4 separate regions of the Homo sapiens genome follow, and regions 1, 2 and 3 are each linked to region 4. A link is a contact called in ENCODE Hi-C or POLR2A ChIA-PET data. All regions are on one chromosome and are shown on one strand. The core of a region is the stretch at or near the end of the contact, and the rest is flanking DNA. Distances in the headings are between cores, read along the strand shown.

Region 1 (3,603 bases), core at 1,073-3,572, 490 kb after region 4:
ACTGTGACTAATATATTTAGCTTAACAATGTTAAATGAAGTATACATATAAGCATCATCTATGGAGGTTTAGAAAACAAGGGTAAAATTTGAATCATTTTTGTGAATATTGCTGAATATATTAAACATGCCAATTCTCAAGTTGATATTATTTGGATCTTTGTTATTGTCTACTATACAGATATTGTGTCCTGTCTTTTATAACAGTAGAAATGTGGAATTCCAAAGCTCCTCCCCTAGAATCCTGGCTCTTCTCAGAAAGCATACCCCACACACAGGGGGACTGAAAGTAACAAGTGTAACAGGCAGAAAAGTGGTGAAGCTGAGTCCAGGGGCCCAAACAGGAACTCCTGCCTGTAACCAGCTGATGCGAACTTTTATCCTTCAGGAAAAAGTTTTTCACTTTCGGCATTATATTATGTTTAAAATTACCAGGTTATACAATAAGTTGATGGATGGATGGATGGATGGATAGATGGATAGATGGATGGATGGATGGATGGATGGATAGATGGATGGATGATAGATAGATAGACAGATAAATTGATTTTTGATCCTTTGCCAAGCTTCATTTCTATTTTATTATCCCACCTTTAATACCTCAAGCTGGCTAGCTTCCTAAATTAATACTAAAGTTCTGAAAGAAACTTTAATAAAAGAAACATTCTGAACTCTCTCCCATTCTTAAAGAATGCTAGGATAAAAACTGATTAAAATTTCAAAATAGCATTGGTGTAGAATGTGCCCCAGTAGTCTGAGGAATTAAAGTTGGGTTTGTTTTTATTCAATTACTTAGCACAGATAACCTAGCAATCACTGTTCACAAAAAGGGAAATTATTCCTGTAGGGAAAAAAAATTAAGCCATGAAAGAGTAGCTGTTTTGTTTTTTTCAACCACTAGTACAATTAGAGTTGGTTCTAATCTGCCACTCCTTGTCAATTACACAATCTACTTTTGTAACAGACTTACCTTTTCAGAAAGCAGCTCACTTAAGGTAGGTAGTAGTTTTTCTCTGTCGTACTCAAAACTGACTAGGCTAGTTCATGTCCAAAAGCTTGGTCAAATGGCATTATTAGATAACCACTCTTACAAACATCAGGTACTATTTATTTCTTTATTTAGAGACAGGTTCTCGCTTTATTGCCTGGGCTCTGGAGTGCAGTGGTGCAATCAGCGCTCCCTGTAGCTTTGACCTCCTGGGCAAAAGTGATCCTCCCACCTCAGCCTCCTGAGTAGCTGGGACTACAGGCACATGCCACCACACCCAGCTAATTTTTATATTTTTTGTAAAGACAGGTTCTCCCTATGTTGCCCAGGCTGGTCTCCAACTCCTGGGCTCAAGTGATCCTCCCACCTTGGCTTTCCCAGAGTTCTGTGATTACAGGCATGAGCGGCAGCCCTGGGCATGGTACATTTTGATACTCTCAACAAACACATAGGCTGAGTTACTAGTTATAGTATATGTTTTTTGTTTGTCTGGTTAGGTTTTTCTTGAGACAGACTCTCACTCTGCCTTCCAGTCTGGAGTGTGGAGTGCAGTGGAGCGATCTCAGCTCACTGCAACCTCCACCTCCCTGGTTCAAGTGATTCTCCTGCATCAGCCTCCCGAGTAGCTGGGATTACAGGCATGCGCCACCACGCCCGGCTAATTTTTGTTATTTTTAGTAGAGATGGGGTTTTGCCATGTTGGCCAGGCTGGTCTCAAACTCCTGACCTCACAGTGATCCACCCACCTTGGTCTCTCAAAGTGCTGGGGATTACAGGAGTAAGCCACCATGCCTGGCTAGTTACATGTTTTATATCTAAGTGAGGATCACCTACCTGTTAAGAATATATTTATTATAGAATGAAGAGACGCTGCATTTAAAAGAGACAATTGGATACCACTGCTGTCATATTTTAATAAAACCACACTCAAAATAGATTTTTCTTAGAAAGTTACTGGAAATGTAATCCTACAATGTAACTTAAAAAAGACCTTTCATTCTTTCTGCATATGTGAAATAATATCCTATTTGGAGAATTTCTCTTTAAAGACTGCAGACAAGTTATGCTACATGTAACTACCACGAAAGAGTAATTGCAACAGCAGAAAGTACTTGCCTTTACTATGGCTAAGCTGATACAAAATTTCCTCAATTATTTTACATTTGGTGACTGTAGGAGGGGGAAAGCCTCCGCAGCCTTATGAAGCAACCAAAACAAAATGCAAAAGGAGCCTGAAATGTAGGGGCAGGGGGAACTGGGTATAAATGGAAAGCATACATCCTGTTTTTTTGCTGTAGAGTTTTGTCTCAAACTATCAATCAACTTTTCACCACTTCCTGCAATAGCAGGTCTACTATAAATCTCAGAGTAACCGACTAGGTTTCATTTCCTCTGCCCAAACCTAGAAGCCTGCCAGGCATGACATACTGAGACTAGAGCCCACAATTGATCACAGAGGACAAGACTCCAGTGAGGCAATTCCAGACAGTTCAAACTGGATGCTTACTGGCTAACTCGGCCTTTTAATTTCATAGCATACAAAACACACAATCTCAGGTTCTATCTGGGACCAAACAGTAGATCAAATTTCTTCTCTTTCCTTTTTTTTTTTTTTTTTTGAAAGATGGGGTCTCACTGCATTGCCCAGGCTGGAGACCAGTAGTCAAAGGAGCAGTAATACCACAATACAATGTTGAACTACTGGCCTCAGCAGCCCTCCTGCCTCAGCTTCCCAAGTAGGTGGAACTACGGGTACGTGCCACTGAGCCCGGCTTCAACTTTCTGAAGGGCATTTACTGCACATCAATGGTAGACTGGATAAAGAAAATGTGGTACATATACACCATGGAATACCATGCAGCCATAAAAGGAACAGGATCATGTCCTTTGTAGCAACATGGATGGAGCTGGAGGCCATTTTCCTTAGCAAACTAATGCAGGAACAGAAAACCAATTACCGCATGTTGTCACTTGTAAGTGGGAGCTAAATGATAAGAACACATGGACACATAGAGGGGAACAACACACACCAGGGCCTATCAGAGGGTGGAGGATAGGTAGAGGGAGATGATCAGGAAAAACAACTAATAAGTACTAGGCTTAATACCTGGGTGGTGAAAATAATCTGTACATCAAACTCCCATGACACAAGTTTACCTATATAACAAACCTGCACGTGTCCCTGAACTTAAAAGTTAAATTTTTTTAAAAGGGCTTTTATGATAATGACATATCATAATTCCTCTCTATTGAAAAGAACCAGTTCCATACTTTAGGTTCCTTGGCCCAAAACACATGTATGTAGCCTGATCTAAAGGTAATGCACTGGCTTTAAGTAGAAGTTGCTGGTGAAATTCCTATCTTGAATCTGAGAGCCGCCAAGAAAAACAAATACCAATGGATGCACAGAGGAACCTGAAGCTGTCTCTTCTTATTCTATAACAGTGAGAAGCACTTCCAGCGCAGCCATTAACAAAAACATTCAATCTCTAAGAACAAGAAACGACTAACTTAACACAAGGAAGGCTGCAAGCTAAAGAGTTATTTAAACCATATCTAGTTTGGGCCAATAACACAACTTCTCATACAAATTTCAACTGGTTTTTATGCCATTTC
Region 2 (3,605 bases), core at 396-2,895, 360 kb after region 4:
GTAAACAAAACTTTTACTTATCTGTTCTTCCTCAGATTTCTCCATAGTGAGCACCCACAGATGACTTGTTTGATAAAAATGATAGACATTCCAAAAAACAAAACCAAAAAAGTACAACTCTAAAATATTTTAGGAGAATTTGCTAGGTAAAAAAAATGCTAAGGCAAATCCTGAAAAACAATGCTCCCCTCCAATAAGGGCCTCTTGGTTCCCTAGCTTGTCTTTGATATGAAAATGCAATTTTAAAAGAGGGGTGGAATATTTCCACATAGACAGCTGGCTGAGAGCCAGATGCACCTCTGCCTGATACCAAAGGAAGCCAGGTGTTTGCTGATGCCTGTGGAATCCAGGCACACACCCCCTGGCCACATCTTGTCATCCCAAGATGAGGCACTGCTCCTCAGTGCACCCCAGTCTGCGTGCAGCATCTGAAAAGTCAGGCTGGGGCCATTTGGCCCTGCCCTTCCCATCAGGCCCGCGGCCTTAGCAAGCTGGAGCCTGTTTGCCTAGACCTAGTGGAGTGGAGGCCTCTGCTGAGAGATCTGGAAGATCCTGTTGGGCAGGACCAACTTGATGGATGACCTGCTCATTGCCAAAGGAAGGCGGGGTGAGGGTGCAGATTCTCCTCCCCGAGACACCAAAACGTGCCCCAGGGGACCTTAGAAAATAACTGCTCTTCTCTCATACAGGGGCACAGAGTTGCTTCCTGTCAGATGGCAAATGGTAATCATGGTGGCTTTAAATATTCCCGCACAGCCTGGGGTGCCTGAAAGCATTTCAGAATCATGATGGGCAAAGCTGGAGGATACATTTTCCTTTCTTGTGCACCAGGTACGAAGACTCTCAGCTCCAGGCACAGCAGGAAAGTATGCCAAGTGCCTCTTGGCACTTCTCCTGGAAGCGTAAGGGGTCCCCTCCTTCATTCAGGCACCAACCTCCTTGCTCCCCACCCGCTAACTCTGCTATGGCCAGCCCAAACTTATCTTCTCTCCTGTTCACCCATACATCATCTTCCCTTCCTCTGAAAAACATTCCATCAAAGTTCACATTGCTCATTGCCTAGGGTTCAGCTTAATATTCATGGAGAAAATGATCTAATCAAACTACGTATTAACGAATAAGAACACCTTAATGTACTCAGCCAAAGGTATGAATCTCAAACAGCTGAATTTTACCATTTGGTGGCAGGCCAGTGAGCAGAGGCTTGTTTTGCTGAATGCCTTCCTAAAAAAAATCCCAAACCAGAACACCTAGCAACTGGAAATTGGCACTGCCCACCATAATTTCATAGGGAATATAATCTGTTAGAATGTTAAGGGAACTTGAAGACTACATCATAAAAATAGTAAACATGATTTGAGTAATTTTTATGCTGTACAAATTATCTTTTTTTAATCCATGCAATAGATATTCTCACCCCATTTTATAGATGCAGAAGCTGTGGCTTAGAGAGGTTAAGTAACCTTCCTATGACCACACTGCAACGGAGGAAGTTGAGATCTGAACCCTGAAAGCCTGGCTTTAGTTTGAACTCTTCTATGCATTACTGTCTTCCACTTCTTTTTGCAGCCTAGAACACTGAGATTGTATGAGGATTGGAGATACAGAGACTGATGAGTGAATGAGCAAGGCCAGAATCTTCCTACTTCTTGGCACTAGTTCTCTTTTATCAGAAAACAGGAAGTGCAATTCTATGAGTCACAGAGGTCAGAAGCAGGTAGGGAGAGCCTGACAATTACTTCTAACTAATTGGTATTCAATGTCTTTTAACCATGGCAACCTTTGTTCAAGTGAGATCTTACTTGGAAGTCCAATATATTCTGCAGATAAAAGTGAGTTCCTCGGGTTAAAGGTGCGAGAGGATAGCCCAAACTTTAATCTTGAACCTACAGTGGCCCCTGTGGCTTTTCCATGGAAGCCCTAGGCCTTGAGAAGCAGATCTGGAAAATCACTCCTTGTTGTTGATTGCAAAAATTGCCAAAATGCATTGCAGCTTCTCCCATCAAGAGGCAGAGCTATTTTCTCTACTCCCAGAACTGGGGTGGGCCTTGTGACTTGCTTTGACAGAATGCAGCAAAAGTGACATGGCGCCAGTTCTCAGTTGACGCCTCAAGAGACTTCATGCTCTTCTGTGCTTGCTCTTGGAACCCTTCCACCACCAAGTGAGCAAGCCCAGGTTGGCCTGCTGGACGGTGACAACCTCAGTCATCTCAGCCCAGCTCTCATTGTGCGAGAGCAGGATGGCCTGCTGGATGGCGACAGCCCCAGTCATCTCAGCTGAGACCGTCGCAAGCCAACCTGGCAGCTGATCATGCCCATCTGAGACCAGACCAGCCCAGTACAGACCCAAAGGACTGCCTGGCTGAGGCTGGCCAAATTGCTGACCTACACAATTGTGAGCTAAAGGTGAGTAAATGATGTTTTAAGCTATCAAGTTTTGGAGTCATTTGCTTTGCAGCAATAACTAATGGATATAGTTCCCTAATAGAAGAATCTCAAAATGACACCAAGGTCTTCCCCTCCGGTCTCCAAATGTGGAGGAATGGCACAGCAAGGAGTCCCTCCCCAGACATCCCCTATCCCCAATCCTAACCCAAGGCCCCCAAATCCACCTCTGCCTTAGGATGTAATGGGCAAAGGAGAGGCATCCCCAGCTGCCCTTATTCCAAACAGAATGACAATCACAGAGGGGAAATGAAAGACTCCTTTACATGATCCTACAAGAGCCAAACTTCCATCTAAAGAATTCAGTTGGAAATCCACTTGTGTGCAGCTGTTTCCTGCAAGTGCTTCAAGGCTTGTGGCATCCTCAAAGCCAGGGGTTGGGGGAGAAGCAGAAGGAAGAAGGGGAGAGGGCCTTAAAGGTTAAACCTGGCACATTAAAGCTGCTCAGAAAACACCAAAAAAATGTAAATGAACATTTTTAGCTGCAGTGGGAGAAAGGCAGCCCCGAGGCCGGGGGTTGATCTTTCAGAGTATCGGGCACACCGCAAAGCTGTCTCCATTTATTTACTTCTAATTGAAAGCTGGCGTGCTGAGGGTTACTCCACCCAGGCGTGAAGCGTAGCCATCCGTGAAAGATTTCCCAAGACCTCTCCCTCTGCAGAAGCATCCTTCATGTGCTTGAAAGGGAAAATGTCAAGGGGGCACTAAATTAAAACTCAGTTTTGTCTTTGAAAAATAGATTCAATCCTCAGTAGGACTTGGTTGGAGAGATACTAGCATTAGCATAATTTCTCAATGCATTTTATAGGCCAGTCAGAAAAAAAGGATATTCAGAAAATCTACCAGGAAAAAAAAAAAAGGTTTCATGGGGGGCCACACATGCTATTTTTCACAGAGAGAGACTCCTGGGACTCGTGGTTGACAATGGGTGGTTTTCTCGGTGAAATTTTACCTCTTCAGGGATGGTTTCAACACAATTGGTCAGCTGGTGGTAAATGCCATCCAAGAAAAATAAGTTGGCTGGCTTTCATGACTGTCATCCATATCCAAGTTCATTAGTTCACTCACTCATTCACTCCCTTCATGGATTCAGCAAACACTTATTGAGTCCCTGTGACGTGCGAGGCCCCGTGCTGGCTACTGGGCATACAACGGTGCCC
Region 3 (3,894 bases), core at 75-2,574, 320 kb after region 4:
CTCAGATGATCCGCCTGCCTCGGCTTCCCAAAGTGCTGGGATTACAGGCGTGAGCCACCATGCCAAGCCAATAACAAGCTTTTAAATGTGCCTCCCTTCTCCATGATAGCAGGTGCGATCACCTAGTTTCTGAATACATTCATGAGTGTCTCGACCCCTTTTTACCTTATCACCTCTTGGACTTGTTTGAAAAGAGGAAAACAGGCCCACAGTCAACGACGGCTTCCTGTCATGAAGCTGAGGCCAGAACTGGAGTTGCTACTCTTGGTCTTCAGCAAAAATTCAAATGCCCATGCAATCCTTTTTTTCCCCTCCATGAAATTCCCCTAACTCGGTTAAAGAAAAAAAGTCAGTCAATTTACATGGTAACAGAAAAGGACAGGGCCTGGTATAAAATATTCCCCCATCTGCACCGGAGGGCACGGCCTACACGCTTCAAGAGCACAGCGGAGGCCCCGGGGATTTGTTTTTCTTTCCCTGACCCGGGGACTCTGATCTCTCACTTAACCTCTGACCTCTTCAATTCAGATAACAGGGAACTGGCAGCTGGGTTGGGGGCAGCTCTGAATGCCACTGGACTCCGCCTGGGTTCATTCTGGCCATGGAGACAGAACAAAGGGAGGTGGCCCTTCCCCGTGAAGCACCCCAGGGCGGCAGGCAGTCCTGTGGGGGCCCCTGCTCAGGTGCCCACCCCGGGGAGCATAGAGGGTTACCTCATTACAGCTAATGCCATTTAGAGCCTACTTTGTGCGGACAGGAAAAAAAATTAAAGCAACATCAATACCTTGATTTGACTCCATTTAAAAACTTCAGACTGAAATAGGCCTCAGCAAAGATCCATGCCCCTCCCTGCAGAGAGGCCTTTTTCCTCCCTACCTTAGGCCTCATTTAAAACAGGGCTATAGTCTGCATTTTAACAGCAGCTATTTAGAGGTGGGTATGAGCCACTTGTTTGAAATTGAATCAGCCATTTTTATTAAGCCATATATTTTCATTCTTGCCGGTGACGCTGGGAGACGATTTTCCAGCCTCTCTGTTTTGCTTTCCAGTGTATTTTCATTGGGAGGAGAGCTGCAAATCCAGGCCCTGCAACCTCCAATTACCCTGCTCCAACCCCATGCTGCTGGGTTGGACCCAACTCTTCACAGCAACCTCAGAAACAATGAATTTTAACCCCCGCACCCGCAACACCAAAACAAATTCCTTCCTAAATAAGGAGCCCGTTGGCTCCTTCCTAGCTGAATTCCCAGCCCCCATCTCCCAACTCCAGTTTCCAGTTTTGTGGCTGCCGCTGCTCCTGCTTGCTGGTGACTTGGCAGCTCAGCAGTGACCACCCACGGTCGTGCCCCAGGGCTGGATGACTACTTAATCTCTGCTAGGAGTTTGGCAAGAGGCTATTCACTGCCTTTAGACAATTAGACATCTCGAGGGACAGACATTTTTTTGGAGCCTCTAGTTCCCAGCTGCATGTGGGTGGGCCTTTTATTCATTCATTCATTCATTCACTGATACATTCATTCACTCACTTATTTATTCTTTCGTTTATTCATTGATTGCTTTGGAACAGCACCTGACACAGAAGGATGACAGCATGTCAGTAGCTGTCATTCATATCCACAGCCAACATTTATCAGGGACCTCCTACTATGTACCAGGAACTGAAGATGAAATAAATAAAACCCAGCCTCTGCCTTCGTGAGATCATACTATCAGAATGTGGTTTTGCACATTGGGATCACTCGGGGAGCTTTTAAGAAAAGCCTATACTAGGCCCCACCCGCAGAGATTCCGATGTGATTAGTCCATGGTGGGGCCAAGGTATCTGCATTTTGTAAAGGCTTCCACATGTTTCTAACGTGCAACCAGGGCTGAAAGCCACGGCTCAAGAAGGAAGGGCAGATAAGGAGACAGCTCTGCCCCAGGGTGAGGAGGGCAAGAGTAAAGTTCTGTGGATGCAAGGAGAGATGGACTCTAACCCTGCCTGAGGTCAGGAAGGCTTTCTAGAGGAAGGAGGCCTGAAGACAGAAGTCAGCATGGGATGGGCCAAGGTACTGGGAAAGGAGAAAGGGGGAGAAGATTCCAGGAGATGGGAACAGCACAGCAATGGCCTGGGTTGAAGGCAAGCATTGCACGTAGGACAATTTCCGATGATTGCATATGGCTGGAGTTGTGTGTGAGAGAAGGGAGCAGGGGATGGAGGAGACAGCTGGCCGAGCAACCCTGCTAAGGGACTAACAGGGTGTTTTGTCATCCATGTAAGGGGTTCAAACACTGCCTAAAAGCAATAGGGAGCAGAGGAGGGAAATGATTAATTTTGCATTTTATTTTATTATTTTTAAATTAATTTACTTATGTATTTTTGAGACGGAGACTCGCTCTGTCACCCAGGCTGGAGTGCAGTGGTATGATCTCGGCTCACTGCAACTTCCGCCTCCTGGGTTCAAGCGATTCTTGTGCCTCAGCCTCTCGAGTAGTTGGGATGACAGGTGCATGCCACCACACCCAGCTAATTTTTTTTGTATTTTTAGTAGAGACGGGGTCTCCCTAGGTTGCCCAGGTTGGTCTCAAACTCCTGGCTCAAGTGATGCACCCGCCTCAGCCTCCCAAAGTGCTGGAATTACAGGCATGAGCCACCACGCCCAGCCAATTTTGCATTTTAGAAAACTCCTGGCCGGGCGCAATGGCTCACGCCTGTAATCCCAGCACTCTGGGAGGCCGAGGCAGGCAGATCACGAGGTCAGGAGATCAGGACCATGCTGGCTAACATGGTGAAACCCCGTCTCTACTAAAAAAAATACAAAGAAATTAGCCAGGCGTGGTGGTGGGTGCCTGTAGTCCCAGCTACTCAGGAGGCTGAGGCAAGAGAAGGGCGTGAACCTGGGAGGCGGAGCTTGCAGTGAGCCGAGATCATGGTGCCATTGCACTCCATCCTGGGCAAAAGAGCGAAACTCTGTCTCAAAAAAAAAAAAAAAGAAAAGAAAACTCCTTCAGCTGTAGAATGGACTAGAGCGCAGCCAGACAGGAAGCCAGGTGAGAAATGACAATGACTGGACGCAGGGATGTATCAGTTTAACTTAGGCTGGGCTCCCCTACACCTTGAGATAGTCTAGAAAAGGAGTCAGAATTGTCCCACCTAAGGAATGAAGAAACTGGTGTATTTGCCCACAGACCCCTGTCTGGTGTTGGTCCAGGGCCTCTCCTGGAGGCATCAATGCCCCAGCATCCTGGCCTGCCCACCCCACTCCCACAGGCATGCTCCTGGCCAAAGCAAGCTCCCTGGCAGAGAATGACAGGCACCTACAAGGACACCATCCCTGGCTGTGGGAACAGTGGTGCCCAGGGCACATGTACAAGGCTGCAGCAGAGGCTGTGACTAGGTCTTTACCCAGTGATGGAGGGCATGAGAGACTGAGGCCAGGAAGAGGCTGGTGAGTGTGGTGAGATTGACAGGTGCAGATGGAAATGAGGAGGCAAGGGTTGCCATCAAAAGGAGGATGGCAACCCTCCAGCACGCTGACTGAGGGCACGAGCAAGTGAAACCTTTAATCCCCAGGGTCAGATCAGCACAAATACAGCCATGTGCCGGCCAACAACCTTCTGAGCATCCATGCAGGGCAGGATCATGGGATTCTGGTTGTTTGAGCTGCATGGACTTTTGGTTTCCAGGAGAGAAGAATTTGCAGTATTTGTAGGAGGCTTGGCTTTAGGCACATAAAAAGGCCTTAACAGACTTTAATTCCGGGTCACCCCCACCCACAACCTTGTGTTCCTCCCTCTCCTCTCCCCATGATGTAATCTCTGATGTAATCCTTGGTATATTTCTGTTCCCTGTCTCTCCTATCCAATCAGCTGCTGTGTTGGTTGTGAATTATTTGAAGGCAAGAAATCCACTCA
Region 4 (3,665 bases), core at 206-2,705:
CAATTAAGGGTGAATTTTCTTGTTGCAGGAGTTGAGAAACAAACCAACCAATCAGAGAACTGACCCTGAAAGAGTAAATCTTTTCCCAGAGAACAGGACTCTCTAGGCATGAGTGAGATACAAATAGTCTTTTCTGCCTCCTCTTCTTCCCAAGAACTGATAAGGTTGAAAGAAAAGAACTCATCCAGGGAGAGAGGGAGTAAAGGATTCTGCTACAACAGCGACACACCAGCATCATCCTGGGAGACCACCTGCTGATGGCCCAGGCCCAGATGTGAGCTCTTCCCAGGCCTGGACACCCCTACTCCCACCTGCTCACCCTCACTAAGCCACAGGTTCTTTCCCATCTTATAACTGCTCCCTGGAACATTCGGCAGCCAGAGTTAGCTAATCCAATCAGTTTAAAGGCGTTTTGCATAAGCCTGATCATAACCCTCACCTGAGCAGTGTTAAAATAAGCAGGCTCCCTGGATCCTCCCCTGGAGATTCTGATTCAGTGGGTTATTTTGAACACATTGTCCAGAAAATTCCAGTGGAGGTGCATTCGGAAAACATTAGACTAATGCCGCTTAGCAGGATGGCCTCTTTTCTGGAACCAGGGCCTTTGAATGGTGGGGCTCTTTGAAACCCATGAGAGTGCCTCTGCAGCACTGCTCTCTGAGTGACCCTGATGTGTGACCCCTGACAGAGCCATTCAGATGAAGGCTAGCGTGGATATATGGTGACCTCCCTGGGCCAGCCTAAGCCACCCTCAGCAAGGACTAAGGAATGGAAATTCCAGGATGCTGGCTGTAGTCACATGGAAAGCAGTACTTTCTGACCATCAGAGCCACTGTGAAACAACAGAATGTGGCCCTTGGGAGGAAGGGAGTTCCCCATACTTGGAGAAACCCAATGATCAAAGGATGAGCTTTGTCAAAGGAAATTGTACCTTTTACTTGACTCAGATGCCCGATAGATGCTTCCTGGAAGGACAAGAGGGTTGTTTAGAGCCTCACTACTCAAAGTGCGGACCACAGGCCAGCAGCATGAGCCTCACTAGGAGCTTTTAAAGACCTCTAACATCAACTTCATGTCCTAAAATTCCAGCCACCTTGATTCAAGGTTAGGCCCTGGCATAAAGACCCTTAAAATCTCCCCAGTTTATTCTAATGTAAAGCCAGGATTAAAAGCCAGAGAGAGCCAGAGACCCCAAGGGTACCATCTAACTAAGATAACAAGAATCTCTGGCTGGGCTGGTGGGGAATAAACTTGTGAGAGAAGGGAAGAAACATTTGTGAAAAGCTGCAGTCTCTTTTTCACTTTCTTTTCTGCTTACTTCAGCAGGAATTTGTCTCCCAGCTGCCAAAAGCAAAATGACTCAGAGAAGTGACATGACCTGCTCAAGGTCACTCCGTGGATGATGCAAGACTAGCAGGCAAGAATATCTTTGGATTCCTGCTCCGGGGCGTGACGACATCCCGGGCCACTGGGGTGGGGCTGCAAAGTATTAAAAAAAAGGAAGAAGACAAGTTTCCCACCCCTAGATACAGCCTGGCAGTTAAAGCAAGTCAAAATCAAAGTACAGCAGACATAGACATTGTAATAAACTTGTCTTGAGTGCTTACGCGTATATGCTAACCACTGCATTTTCTTTATGTGTGTCACATCATTTCATCTCTGGAACAATCTCATGAGAGACTGTTAGGTCCTATTATTAACTCATGTTTTACTCATGAGGACACTGAGGCTCAGAGTGGTGCAGTAATTTGCCCAAGGTAGCACAGCTTGTAGGTATGATAGCAGAGCCGAGATGCAAACTCAAATTCAAGAACCCAAACACCTAAGCACCGTGGACCACTGCTCTTGCCTAAAAACAGGAAGCACAGAGTGAGGGGGACCTCTGTGAAGGCTGACAGACTTAGGAAAGGCTTCCTGGGGGAAGATGCCTTTCTCTGAGCTTGGCTAGAATGGGTCAAAAAAGAGTAGGTGTGCGGGGCAGAGGTGAGGCTGGGGATGGGGAGCAACAGGCATCAAAACTGAGTGCAATCTAGGATTTAAAATTCAGGTATTCATAGCTGGCATGGTGGCAGGTGCCTGTAATCCCAGCTACTCGGGAGCATGAGACATGACACCCACTGGAACAGAGGTTGCAGTGAGCCGAGATTACGCCACTGCCCTCCAGCCTGGGCAACAGAGGGAGACTCCGCCTCAAAAAAAAAATTAAAAATTAAACAAAATCCAGCTATTGGAGGAAAGGGTGGGCTGGTAAGCCCTTTGGCAGAAAGAAGAGGCAGTTTTTGCTCTGAAGCCCTAGAGAAAATGAATTGCTGAAAAGCAGGGATGGAATAAAATGTGTCCCCTTTAGACTGCTGGATGGGTTCTGAGGTCCTGTGAGAGAGGCAGGCAGGGAGACAAGGAGCTGAGGAAGTTGTAGAAGACCCTGGGAGATGCAGGCTTGAGGAGCTTCTTCAAAGAGCCTAACCCCAGCCACCTATGTTGGGCCCAAGCTTGGCGCTGCCCACGAGTTCTGTGGTCTATTTTCATTATCATCCCACTTTACTCTTCTTACTTTGAAGGGAGGCCAGGCTAGAAAGGAAACCAGGCTCAGATGGGGTCAATGTGCTTGTCCAAGGCCACTTAGCTGAGAGGAGCCCAGCCAAGATGGGAACCCGCTTCTGCCTGACCCAACGCCCATCTCACGCGTTGAGGAAATGAGACTTCCTGCAAGGCATGGCAGAGAAAACATGTACTGTTCTCTGCTCCTTCCTGAGAATAACTCACATGCCAGCAAATAAATTTCTAAAAAGTCATAAATAAGCCTGCAAGGTAAAAAAGAAAAGGGAGAAATGCAAGAAGAGATGTCCAAATACATACGTGTGTGTGTGTGTGTGTGTGTGTGTGCATGTATGTATTTGGAGGCTGAAAACAGGTTGGATGAACTAATGTATCAAAGCTGAAAGCTGAACCAAGACAAAGGGGAAACAATGGGAAGCAAAGTGAACTGGGTCCCAGAACCCCAGAAAACCTCAAGAATTCATCAGCTCTGAATAAAAAGTGCTGGGTGGGCTGGAAGCAAGAGGATTGCTTTAAAAATCTTTAAAAATAAAATCTAGATCTCCAGGTTCCTTCCTCAACGCCAGGCAGCAAGGTGACTACCCCTCCTCCAATCCCACAGAAGAAAAGAAGTTTAACTTCTAGCCAGCTTCAGGAAAATAGGCTCTGGATTTGTGGCTTAGGGGCACAATATAGGATAAGTCTCAGCCACCTAATTCAAAGAAGGGGGATTAAATGAACTCAACACACTGAATGATGAGATATCATCCCCCTCCCAAAAAAGCCGGCTCTTATCTTGGATGACCAACTGTCCTGGTTTTCCTGAGACTGATGCATTCTCAGGGTGATGGATTTTCAGTGCTAAGTCCAGGGACGTCCTAGGTAAATCAGAATGAATTGTCACCCTTCTTCTATCCCTCTGAGACCAGAAGATGTCTTTCTGGGGAACATGACCAGCCAAAGTGAAAAGATCTGCAGAGTAAGAGGCAAGAAGCAAAAGCCCTCATGAGATGACAAGGTCCTCATTCTATAACAAAACCACCCACAACTAGGTCCTGCCCCACACACAGACCTTCTACTCAGCAGATCACAGCATGAGCCTGGTGGTTCGGGGCACAGGGCCCCTGGCA

The links. A loop is a pair of places that touch in the nucleus more often than their neighbours do. ChIA-PET counts read pairs that join two places held with the same protein, here RNA polymerase II (POLR2A). Pooled maps may share reads with other maps.
Region 1: a loop to region 4 is called in a pooled map, with 5 times the contacts of the local background. The contact joins two enhancer-like sites. A Hi-C loop is called at or near these places in 3 of 37 single-sample maps with no recorded cell type and 3 of 50 pooled maps.
Region 2: a map with no recorded cell type shows a loop between it and region 4 (2.8-fold over the local background). The contact joins two enhancer-like sites. A Hi-C loop is called at or near these places in 1 of 37 single-sample maps with no recorded cell type and 7 of 50 pooled maps.
Region 3: a loop to region 4 is called in a map of IMR-90, with 8 times the contacts of the local background. The contact joins two enhancer-like sites. A Hi-C loop is called at or near these places in 1 of 168 maps with a recorded cell type or tissue (IMR-90), 2 of 37 single-sample maps with no recorded cell type and 4 of 50 pooled maps. POLR2A ChIA-PET finds 5 or more read pairs at or near these places in 1 of 52 experiments (naive thymus-derived CD8-positive, alpha-beta T cell).

Annotation. Positions count from the first base shown.
Region 1 is chr3:72,754,794-72,758,396 of GRCh38, forward strand. All of the region lies in intron 10 of SHQ1 (SHQ1, H/ACA ribonucleoprotein assembly factor), which reads right to left. Among named protein-coding and RNA genes, the nearest start is that of SHQ1, 92 kb to the right of the region's middle. Within about 2 kb of position 2,323, at least 3 of the 41 ENCODE cell types and tissues checked have a DNase peak (open chromatin) inside an H3K27ac peak, as active enhancers do.
Region 2 is chr3:72,627,751-72,631,355 of GRCh38, forward strand. All of the region lies in intron 8 of LOC105377161 (a long non-coding RNA gene), which reads right to left. Among named protein-coding and RNA genes, the nearest start is that of RYBP, 180 kb to the left of the region's middle. Within about 2 kb of position 1,646, at least 4 of the 41 ENCODE cell types and tissues checked have a DNase peak (open chromatin) inside an H3K27ac peak, as active enhancers do.
Region 3 is chr3:72,590,432-72,594,325 of GRCh38, forward strand. The region is part of intron 10 of LOC105377161 (a long non-coding RNA gene); the gene reads right to left. Among named protein-coding and RNA genes, the nearest start is that of RYBP, 150 kb to the left of the region's middle. RefSeq lists an enhancer at 129-956. Within about 2 kb of position 1,325, at least 12 of the 41 ENCODE cell types and tissues checked have a DNase peak (open chromatin) inside an H3K27ac peak, as active enhancers do.
Region 4 is chr3:72,268,802-72,272,466 of GRCh38, forward strand. No RefSeq gene overlaps it. Among named protein-coding and RNA genes, the nearest start is that of LINC00870, 120 kb to the left of the region's middle. RefSeq lists enhancers at 207-1,406, 1,269-1,518. Within about 2 kb of position 1,456, at least 14 of the 41 ENCODE cell types and tissues checked have a DNase peak (open chromatin) inside an H3K27ac peak, as active enhancers do.